2 separate regions of the Homo sapiens genome follow, and region 2 is linked to region 1. Evidence: read pairs that join two places in POLR2A ChIA-PET (ENCODE). Cell type or tissue: A673. All regions are shown on one strand. Links, peaks and the distances in the headings refer to the core of each region. The heading gives the core; the rest is flanking DNA.

Region 1 (5,378 bases), core at 240-5,239:
TGTCTTAGTTTCCTCATCTTTAAAATGGAAGTGAAGATAATAATGTTTGTTAAATAAAACCAATGTGTCTGGGCGCGGTGGCTCACACATGTAATCCCAGCACTTTGGCAGGCCGAGGAGGGCGGATCACTTGAGGTCAGAGCTTCGAGACTAGCCTGGCCAACATGGTGAAACCTCGTCTCTACTAAAAATACAAAAATTAGCCAGGTGTGGTGGCAGATGCCTGTAATCCCAGCTATTTGGGGGGCTGAGGCAGGAGAATCGAACCCAAGAGACAAGAGGCTGCAGTGAGCTGAGATTGGGCCACTGCACTACAGCCTGGATGACAGAGTGGGACTCCATTTCAAAACAGCAACAAATACACAAAAAGGCCGGGCATGGTGGCTCGTGCCTGTAATCCCTGCACTTTGGGAGGCCGAGGCAGGTGGATCACCTGGGGTCAGGAGTTCACAACCAGCCTGACCAACATGATGAAACCCTGTCTCTACTCAAAATACAAAAAATTAGCTAGGCGTGGTGGCACGCACCTATAATCCCAGCCACTTAGGAGGCTGAGGCAGGAGAATCGCTTGAACCTAGGAAGCAGAGGTTGCAGTGAGCTGAGATCACACCACTGCACTCCAGCCTGGGCAACAAGAGCAAAACTCCGTCTCAAACACACACACACACACACACACACACACACACACACACAAACCATGTGACAATGGCTCTTTTCTTTCTACATGAACTTATGAGTGGCAAGGCCCAACTCTGGGCATTTTGATTCTTTTAGTGTTGAATATTCTATTGCTGCTCTCAAGGTGAGGCCTCCCACGACCCTGAAGATCCTGGAGTCATAGGGCCTTACTCCTGGTCCTCCAAAATGGGGAGTTGATTAGCAGAATTGGGATTCCTTGGATCAGTAACATTTCAAAAGCAATTTTGAGGATTTACATAGGATGGCCATCTGTTAACTCTGGCATTCAGCACATCAAAATAAACTGCCATCTACTGTCAGCACTAATTCATGAAAGGTAATTTTTTTGTTTGTTTGTTTTTTGAGATGCAGTCTAGCTCTGTTGCCCAGGCTGGAGTGCAGTGGCACCATCTCAGCTCACTGCCATCTCTGTCTCCCGGGTTCAAGCGATTCTCCTGTTTCAGCCTCCCAAGTAGCTGGGATTATAGGCGCCTGCCACCATGCCCAGGTAATTTTTGTATTTTTAGTAGAGACGGGGTTTCGCCATGTTGGCCAGGCTGGTCTTGAACTCCTGACCTCAGGTGATCCACCCGCCTCAGCCTCCCAAAGTGCTGGGATTACAGGAGTGAGCCACCGTGCCCATCCAAAAGGTAATTTTAATACCAAAAAAGTAGAAAGAACATAATCTCAGAATAAGACAGGAGTTTAATCACATTTAGCTTAGTAAAAGATAATTTCCTGATTTTTTTTTTTTTCTATTTCATCTTGAGCCAGTGGCCAAGGGCCAACCCCTATCTGTGACTCAGCATTTGGCCAACACTACTGGGCCCTTCTGAGTATTCCTGGACACACTGGGCATTATAACTAAATGCCTCCCTGAATGACCAAGCCTCAAAGCTGGTCTGAGCATCACACTTTGCAAAAGTGAGGGTTTTGCTCATGATCCCAGAGAGTGCAACTGTGCTCAGAGGTGGCTGACCACAGGGCATCAGGAAGAGGTATTTATTTATTTATTTATGACACGGAGTCTCGCTCTGTCACCCAGGCTGGAGTGCAGTGGCGCAATCTCGGCTCACTGCAAGCTCCGCCTCCCGGGTTCCCGCCATTCTCCTGCCTCAGCCTCCCGAGTAGCTGGGACTACAGGCGCCTGCCACCATGCCCGGCTAATTTTTTTTTTTTTTTTTTTTTTGTATTTTTAGTAGAGACAGGGCTTCACCATGTTAGCCAGGATGGTCTCTATCTCCTGACCTCGTGATCCGCCCGCCTCGGCCTCCCAAAGTGCTGGGATTACAGGCGTGAGCCACTGCGCCCGGCCAGGAAGAGGTATTTTAGTCATTCCCTGTAGCATTTAATGGGACCACTTAGAACCTTGACTCCAAGTCCAAGAAGCCAAGAAGGACTCTGAGCTACCTGGGTGTGAAGAGTTTTTCTGCCCCCAACAGAGAGTCAGGATATAGGGACTCTATGCTGACCCTTCGTGTTAATGCACTGTGACTTTTGGCAAGGCCCTTAACCATTCAGACTTGGTTTGCTTATCCACAAAGTAGAGGCAGTAATATCTGCTCTGCATTTCTCAAGATTATGCGGAGACTCAAGTAATGGCTGTGAATGTGGTTTTAAAGCACAGTACAGTGATAAGGGAATGAATATTTGTAAATCTCAGCCCCTACCCTGTTCTAGTCAGGGCCCCAGGTGCCCCCACTACGATTATAGCAAGGGGCCAGGCACAATGGCTCACGCCTGTAATCCCAGCACTTTGGGAGGCCAAGGTGGGAGGATCACTTGAGGCCAGGATTTCCAGCTAGCCTGGGCAACATAGTGAGACCCCCATTGGTACAAACATTAAAAAAAGAAAAAAGATTAGCCAGGCGTGGTAGCACGTATATGTAGGTCTAGCTGCTCAGGAGGCTGAAGGAGGAGTTCAAGGTTTCAGTGAGCTATGATTGCACCACTGTATTCCAGCCTGGGCGACAGAGCAGGACTCTGTCCCTTGGGGAAAAAAAAAAGGATTATACCGATTACCAAGGACTCTTTCCTCCTCCCTTTCCTTTAACCATAATACAGAACTCCAGGGTATCTAGACTCCCAGGCCTTGGGTTAGAGCTGTAGAGTAGGGAAGAACCATTGTTTTCTCTTTCTCAGAGCACTGGTCCCCAGGTTTCTCCTGGATGAAGTGAGCTGCTAAATTTAAACACTCAGGAATCCACAAATACTCTTGGAATTCCAGCTTAGTGAGCTTGTTCAATAATGCTTCCTGTTAAACTAACAAAGGGTGATAGCAGAAGAATGCCCAGAGACATTCCATTCCCCTGCGTCCACGGAATTCTGCAGCTCAACTTTCTAGTGTGTTACATTAGAAAGAAACTTTAGATTGGTGTTTCTCAATTCTGGCTGAACATTAGAATCACCAGGGGAGCCTCTGCAAAATGCCCATGCCCAAGTTGTACCTCACACCAATTAAGTCAGAATTTTTAGCAGAGGGACCCAGATATTAGCTTTTTTTTTTTTTTTTTTTTGAGACAGAGTCTTGCTCTGTCACCCAGGCTGGAGTACAGAGGCACGATTTCTGCTCACTGCAACCTCCACCTCTGGGTTCAACCAATTCCCCTGCCTCAGCCTCCCAAGTAGCTGGGACTACAGGCGCCCACCACCATACTCGGATAATTTTTTGTATTTTTCGTAGTTTTTGTATTTTTGTATTTTCGTTTCACTATATTGGTCAGGCTGGTCTCAAACTCCTGACTTTGTGATCCGCTTGCCTTGTCCTCCCAAAGTGCTGGGATTATAGTCATGAGCCACCACACCAAGCTAATTTTTGTATTTTTAGTAGAGACGGGGTTTCACCATTGTTGACCAGGATGGTCTCGATCTGTTGACCTCATAATCCACCTGCCTCAACCTCCCAAAGTGCTGGGATTACAGGTGAGAGCCACCGCGTCTGGCCAATATTAGCATTCTTAAAGCTCCCCAGGTGATTACAAAGTGTAGCCTACTTTGGGAATCACGACTCTAGGTGATCCAGGGAGAAGGAAAAACAGGCCTTAGGAACTTAAGATTTTTGTCTAAAGTCATACAGCTGATTAGAGTTTGAGATCTCAATTCAACAAGCTGATGGAAGCAATGGCTAATTTTTGTTGGGCATTTTACTCTGATCCAGAGTAAGCACTAAGCACTTTACAAACACAATCTTAATTAATTTTCACAATGATCCTATGAGAAAACTGAGGCCCAGAGAGTTTGACTAGTTTGCTGAATGTCAAAGCAACTAAATAGTGGCAGAGATCGAGTTCAATTGTTTGAGCAGCATGCAGATGACAAGATAGGAATAGTAACCCTGCCCTTAAGGAATGTAGAGTCTAGTGGGAGGGACAGGAAGCCGGTGAGCCAACAATTAAAACACAATCTGATAAGGGTTACCATAAAATTAAAGGTTGGCTGGGTGTAAACCCAACACTTTGGGAGGCCGAGGCAGGTGGATCACAAAGTCAGGAGTTCAAGACCAGCCTGGCCAAGATGGTGAAACCCCATCTCTACTAAAAATACAAAAATTAGCCAGGCATGGTGGCGGGTAGCTGTAATCCCAGCCACTCGGGAGGCTGAGGCAGAGAATTGTTTGAACCCGGGAGGCGGAGGTTGCAGTGAGCCAACATTGCACCACTGCACTCCAGCTTGGGCGACAGAGCAAGACTCTGTCTCAAAAATAAATAAATAAATTAAATTAAATTAAATTAAATTAAAGGTTACCAAGGAAGGCACTTAACTTGTGGAACAGCCAAAGAAGCCTCCCAGAGGAGGAAGTACTTGAAGGAAGCTTTAAAGGTTGAGTGGAACTTAGTTTAGTGAACAGCAAGGTAGGGAGGAAGTGGGCCTAGCAAGTGGAAAGGTGACTTCGGAGAGCAAGGTGAATGCTTGCAGCTGTGCAGGAAATTCAGAATGACAACGGATTACCTTGTTAGTGAGAGATGAGACTGAGGAAGTATGGAGACCAGGTCGTTCAGGTTAAGAAGTTTAAAAGAAAGAAGCATTCCAGGATTACAAAGAGGACAGTGAAAGGATCAACTATATACAAGTGTGTATTTAAAAGATTATTGGAGGTTGGGCATGGTGACTCATGCCTATTGCGGCCAGCACTTTGGGAGGTTGAGACAGGCAGATCGCTTGAGCTTGGGAGTTCAAAAAAAAGGGGCAACATGATGAAATCCCATCTCTACAAAAAGTACAAAAATTAGCTGGGTGTTGTGGCATGCCCCTGTAGTCCTAGCTACTAGGGAGGCTGAGGTGGGAGGATCACCTGAGCCTGGGGAGGTGGAGCTGCAGTGAGCCATGATCGTGCCACTGCACTCCAGCCTGGGCAACAGAGTGAGACCCTGTCTCAAAAAAATAAAATAAAATAAAAAGAAAGATTGATTACTGGAGGATATGACACCAAAAACATAGGTAACAACAGAAAAAAACAGGCAAAATAGGCTATATAAAAACTTAAGGACTTTTGGACATCAAAGTATACTATCAACAGAATAAAAGGGCAACTCACATAATGGGAGAAAATATTTGCAAATCATATATCTGATAAGGGCTAATATCCAGAATACATAGAGGACCCCTACAAAAATAAAAAAAAAACCGAACAGCCCAATTTAAAAATGGGCAATGTCGGCCAGGTGCGGTGCCTCACACCTATGATCCCAGCACTTTGGGA
Region 2 (5,378 bases), core at 227-5,226, 290 kb before region 1:
TCCTGGCCTCAAGCAGTCCTTCCACCTTGGACTCCTAAAGTGTTGGGATTACGATATGAAATGCCACGCCCGGCCTAGCACTATAATCCTTGAGGTTTTTGGGTTCCAGGTGACCAGAAGAGACAAAATGAAACTCTATGGTGTTTTTTTTTGTTTGTTTTTTTGGTTTTTTTTTTGGTGCTGTGGGGGTAGGGGGCTGGTAATCTGAGAGGGAGAATGTTTTCCCATGCTAGCAAAGACAGATTGAGGGCATCATCTGATCTTTATGGGAGTGTGCAAAGCCTCAGTTTTTCCATTTGCCCATCTGCAATCATAGAAACAATGTGCTGACTCAACTCGGAGCCTCTGCGGAGTGGCGTTTGGGTTTAGACAGTCCTCAGAATCATTCAAGAGATGGAAATATTTGAGCAGGTCTTCAGAGGTAAAATTAAAACTAAAAACAACTAGAACAAGATAGCATGCTTTCTTATCTCTTTCAAGATTATTTCCTTTAGTCACTAGTGTACCTCCTTGATGTAAGGTTTGGCAGGAATAATTTCATCTCTGTAGAGTTGATAACTAAGCAGAGAAAAAACCCTACCTTTTAGTCATTGCTTTTCATCTTGCTATCATCAGTCTGATCCTTGAGGGTTTGGGGTTCCAGGTAAACAGAAGAGACAAAATGAAACTCTTTGCTTTTTTTTTTTTTTTTGGTGCAATGGGGGTGGGGGAGATTGGGTGTGGAGAGGGGTGAGATTCTGCTGGAAACAAGTCAATTGGCTAAAATACTCTTTTAATCATATTTTGTGGACCATCTTCTGCTTAGTTTTGCTCTTTTATGTTTTTATTTGCTTGTTCATATATACATACATTAACCTGCAACAACTAGAAGAACATTTACCAAAATATTAACCAACAGTGACTATCTTTTGATGTGGTGGGTTTAGGGGAGGAAGTATGTTTTTCTGTGTTGCTCCAAGTTTTTCTGTTTAAAGCATGTATTTTGTAATGTTTGGGGGAAACCAAATCCATCAAAATAAAGTGCAAGTTTTGTAACCTGAACCACTCATTGAGGTACAGAATTGAAATGTATTTAGATGAAACTCACAGGTATTTTTTCTTGGAGAATGTGGAATATTTTATCTATAGTGCAGCTGTGCTGTCATTTATGCCATTTTTTCCTCCTCATTGTGATTCTTACTGTTTGGGGTGAAAGATGAGTAGTATTTTAAAGCCCGTAATGTGTGTGAGTACACACGTGACATCTTAGTAAGATTCATTTTGTGTGAGAAATAAGGGAATTTAGGCTTTTGGGTTACATTTGTTTTCAAAACATGTTAATAGGTGACAAAAATCCAGTTTGTTTAGATTTGTATGTAGTCTGCCTGGAATGAAACTTTTTTATACTTACATGATAGCCCTGATTAAATAAAAGTTTGGTGAAAGCCAGCAGGGTGGCATGTGCCCCATGATCCCAGCTACTCTTGAGGCTGAGGTAGGAAGATAGCAAGTTCAAGCCCAGCCTGGGCAAAATAGCGAGACCCCATCTCAAAAAAAAAAAAATGTTTTGTTAAGTAGTTGAGTTCCAACTAGATCTGTACTTTTAACATAAAGCTATAATCCCAAGATACCTCTTATTTGGGGACATGATGGTTTTGGAAACTGGTGCTTCCTTTTGTCTAAATAAATAATCACTGTAAATCTAGTCTTGATTATTAAAAGGAGACAAAAAGATAAAAGGAGTGTTCTGAACCACCTGTGCTTGAAGCTCAGTTAATAGTTTCCAGACTATTAAGCCTACAAAATGTATATCTTACACATTTTGCTAAAATAAAAAGACCTTTTAGCTTTGATCAAGACAAGATCAAATATTTGGTTTGATTATACTCCTAAAACGTACATATTCTCAGACAGATAAACAGATGTGATTTTCTTTCGTTCTTTTTCTGGATGTATACAGAAACCTTTTTTTTTTCTTTTTTTGGTAGAGACAGGCTCTCCCTATGTTGCCCAGGCTGGTCTCAAACTATTGGGCTCAAACAATCCTCCCACCTTGGCTTCCCAAAGTGTTGGGAGTATAGGCATGAGCCACTGCACCCAACCCCAGAAACGTTTAATTTAACTATAGGATAAGTTAGCTATCATTTAGGTGCCTTTACTAAAGTCTGTTAAAATGACATAAAATAATGACAATGTGTGGGGCGCAGTGACTCACGCCTATAATCCAAGCACTTTGGGAGGCCCAGTTGGGAGGATGGCTTGAGCCCAGGAGTTTGAGACCAGCCTGGGCAACATAGTGAGACCTCATCTCTACAAAAAAATTAAAAAATTAGGCCGGGTGCGGTGGCACGTACCTGTAATCCCAGCACTCTGGGAGGCCGAGGCAGGTGGATTGCTCAAGATCAGGAGTTCGAGACCAGCCTGGCCAACATGGTGAAACCCCATCTCTTCTAAAAAAAAAAAAATACAAAAATTAGCTGGGCATGGTGGTGGGCACCTGTAATCCCAGCTACTCGAGAGGCTGAGGCAGGGGAATTGCTTGAACCCAGGAGGCGGCGCTTGCAGTGAGCCAAGATTGTGCCACTGCACTCCAGCCTGGGTGACAGAGCAACGCTCTGTCTCAAAAAATGGAAAAAAAAAAAGAAAAAATTAGCTGAGCATGGTGGCACACACCTGTCATGCTGGCTACTCAGGAGGCTGAAGTAGGGGGATTGCTTGAGCCTGGGAAGTAGAGGCTGCAGTTAGATGGGATTGCGCCACTGCACTCCTGCCTGGGTGACAGAGTGAGACCCTGTCTCAAAAAAAAAAAAAAAAAAAAAAAAAGACAACGCCTCTACTCCTTTAGCCAACTTTCTAAAAAAATTAAACATTTTAGGGAGAGAAATCGATGTTTCCTTTACTTACAGATGGCATTGCTCTTAAATAGTCCTATGCCTATTAGACAGTTAAATTTAATTTTTACTGAGTTCCTTGATATTAAAAATATACCAGCGTTTTGACCTGATTACTGTAGAGTGAAGATCATCAGTTGACACAGAACTTCCAGCCAGCATTTTAATGCTTTCCTCTGAAATATGAATGGACAGCGATAGATCTCTGAATATTTGAGGAGAGCCTCTAATAGGAGTTATGGAGACTAAAATAAACAAGCAGACAAAGGCCCTTAGTTGATTTAAGCTGATTTATCTCACATTACCTAAATATCCAAAAAGTCAGCAGTTATTACTTTATCTGTGACCTCCCAAAGCCACTTACCAAACCAGGTATGAGTAGCAAATTCGAAGATTTGTTGCCTTTTTCAGACATGGTGTAGGTAGGATCTTTCCTGTATTCATTCAACCTGCCTAGTTGTTTGAGGATCCCAGCCAGGTTGAAGGTTGTAAATATTTCCTTAAGGCTTACTTAGCTTCAGTGCAGGATCAGAGGCTAATTTCTGGCAGAGTTCTATGTCTTAGGGGATCATTAGCTGTCTATTTTTCCTTTCTCTTTTTACTGCAAGATTTCTTCAAGAATAGCTAGTTACTTCCTTTTCCTTGCCATCTTTAATCCTCTACAATCTTGTTTCAAACAGTTACAACCCATGACTTCTTTTATTGCCACATCTACATCTTGGTTGTTACCTTTCCTCTCTTGCTTGGCCCCTTTACTGTTTTTAGCTGTAGGTGAGGACCACTCTTCAGGTTGGCTCCTGCTGTTTCTCTGACTGCTTCCTTTTTCTTTTTAGGTTCTTGATTTTCCCTTCCATTTCTAATTGAGCAGTCCCCAAGATTTTGTCCTTATGTCTCCTTCCATGTTCTTTTTCCATCTTGAGAAGACTTTCTTTGACTCATCTTTAATCCATAAGCATGTATTTAGCATCATAATAAAGAACTGGCGGCCAGGCGCAGTGGCTCACGCCTGTAATCCCAGCACTTTGGTATGGACGAATCACCTGAGGTCAGGAGTTCAAGATCAGCATGACCAACATGGTGAAACACCGTCTCTACTAAAAATACAAAAATCAGCTGGGCGTGGCGCACACCTGTAATCCCAGCTACTCGGGAGGCTGAGGCAGGAGAATCGCTTGAATCCGGGAGGTGGAGGCTGCAGTGATCTGAGATCGCGCCACTGCACTCCAGCCTGGGCGACAGGGTGAGTCTCCATCTCAAAAAACAAACAAACAACAACAACAACAACAACAAAAAAAAAACCGCCATGTAGGAGACGGCCAAAGAGGAATTAGACAGATTTCCTGCTCTCAGGTAACTTGAAGTACATATGAATTTATACTCTTTTCCATTCTGTATCTTCTTTTTTAAAAATTTTTATTTTTAGTAGATGTGGGGTTTTACCATGTTGGCCAGGCTGGTCTCAAACTCCTGACCTCAAGTGATCTGCCTGCCTTGGCCTTCCAAGGTGTTGGGATTACAGGTGTGAGCCACTGCGCCTGGCCTCCCCTCTGTATATTGTTATCAAACATAATTGATCTGTTTTGAAAACGCATCTTTTACTTTTTGTTTTCTCTCCATTCCCACTGCTACAGTGCCAGCCCTTAGCCCCTCTTATTTGTGCTTATTATGTTTTGGGTGCTCCAGAAATACATTTTGTTTTATTTTATTTTATTTATTTATTTTTTGAGATGGAGTCTCACTCTGTCACCCAGGCTGGAGTGCACTGGCGCAATCTCGGCTCACTGCAAGCTCCGCCTCCCGGGTTCACACCATTCTCCTGTCTCAGCCTCCCAAGTAGCTGGGACTACAGGTGCCTGCCACCATGCCTGGCTAATTTTTTGTATTTTTAGTAGAGACAGGGTTTCACCGTGTTAGCCAGGATGGTCTTGATCTCCTGACCTCGTGATCCGCCCTCCTTGGCCTCCTAAAGTGCTGGGATTACAGGTGTGAGCCACCGCGCCTGGTCCTTATTTTATTATTATTTTTTTGAGATGGAGTCTCGTTCTGTCACCCAGGCTGGAGTGCAGTGGCACTATCTTGGCTCACTGAAACCTCCACCTCCAGGGTTCAAGTGATTTTCCTGCCTCAGCCTCCCAGGTAGTTGGGATTACAGGTGCCTGCCATCACGCCTGGCCAAATTTTTATATTTTTAGTAGAGATGGGGTTTCACACTATGTTGTCCAGGCTGGTCACAAACTCCTGACCTCAAGTGATCCACCTGCCTTGGCCTCCCAAAGGGTTGGGATTACATATGAATTTGTACTCTTTTCCATTCTGTATCTGGGTGATACAGAATGTGTGAGCCATTGCGCCCAGCCTAGAAATACATTTTAAATTAATGCATGAATCAGTCTATTTTGATTATCATTAAACTTCCAAGATGGCTTTCTTTATTGTCTGTTTCATCAAGCATACCTCTGCCAGGCTGATCTTCCTTAAACATAACTTTCATCTTACCAGTTTGTTAAA

What was found. Peaks named below come from ENCODE experiments on the same cell type or tissue, not always from the same donor. Only the 100,000 strongest peaks of a DNase experiment are listed, where the experiment ranks them.
Region 2: POLR2A ChIA-PET joins it to region 1 with 8 read pairs; 2 of 35 experiments call an interaction of 5 or more read pairs at or near these places.

What each region holds. Positions count from the first base shown.
Region 1 is chr10:103,228,445-103,233,822 of GRCh38, forward strand. No RefSeq gene overlaps it. Among named protein-coding and RNA genes, the nearest start is that of RPEL1, 15 kb to the right of the region's middle. RefSeq lists enhancers at 2,394-3,391, 3,392-4,389. In A673, for the core only: no CTCF peak of the experiment used is centred there; a DNase peak (open chromatin) is centred at 2,987.
Region 2 is chr10:102,935,843-102,941,220 of GRCh38, forward strand. All of the region lies in intron 1 of CNNM2 (cyclin and CBS domain divalent metal cation transport mediator 2), which reads left to right. Among named protein-coding and RNA genes, the nearest start is that of CNNM2, 20 kb to the left of the region's middle. In A673, for the core only: no CTCF peak of the experiment used is centred there; no DNase peak of the experiment used is centred there.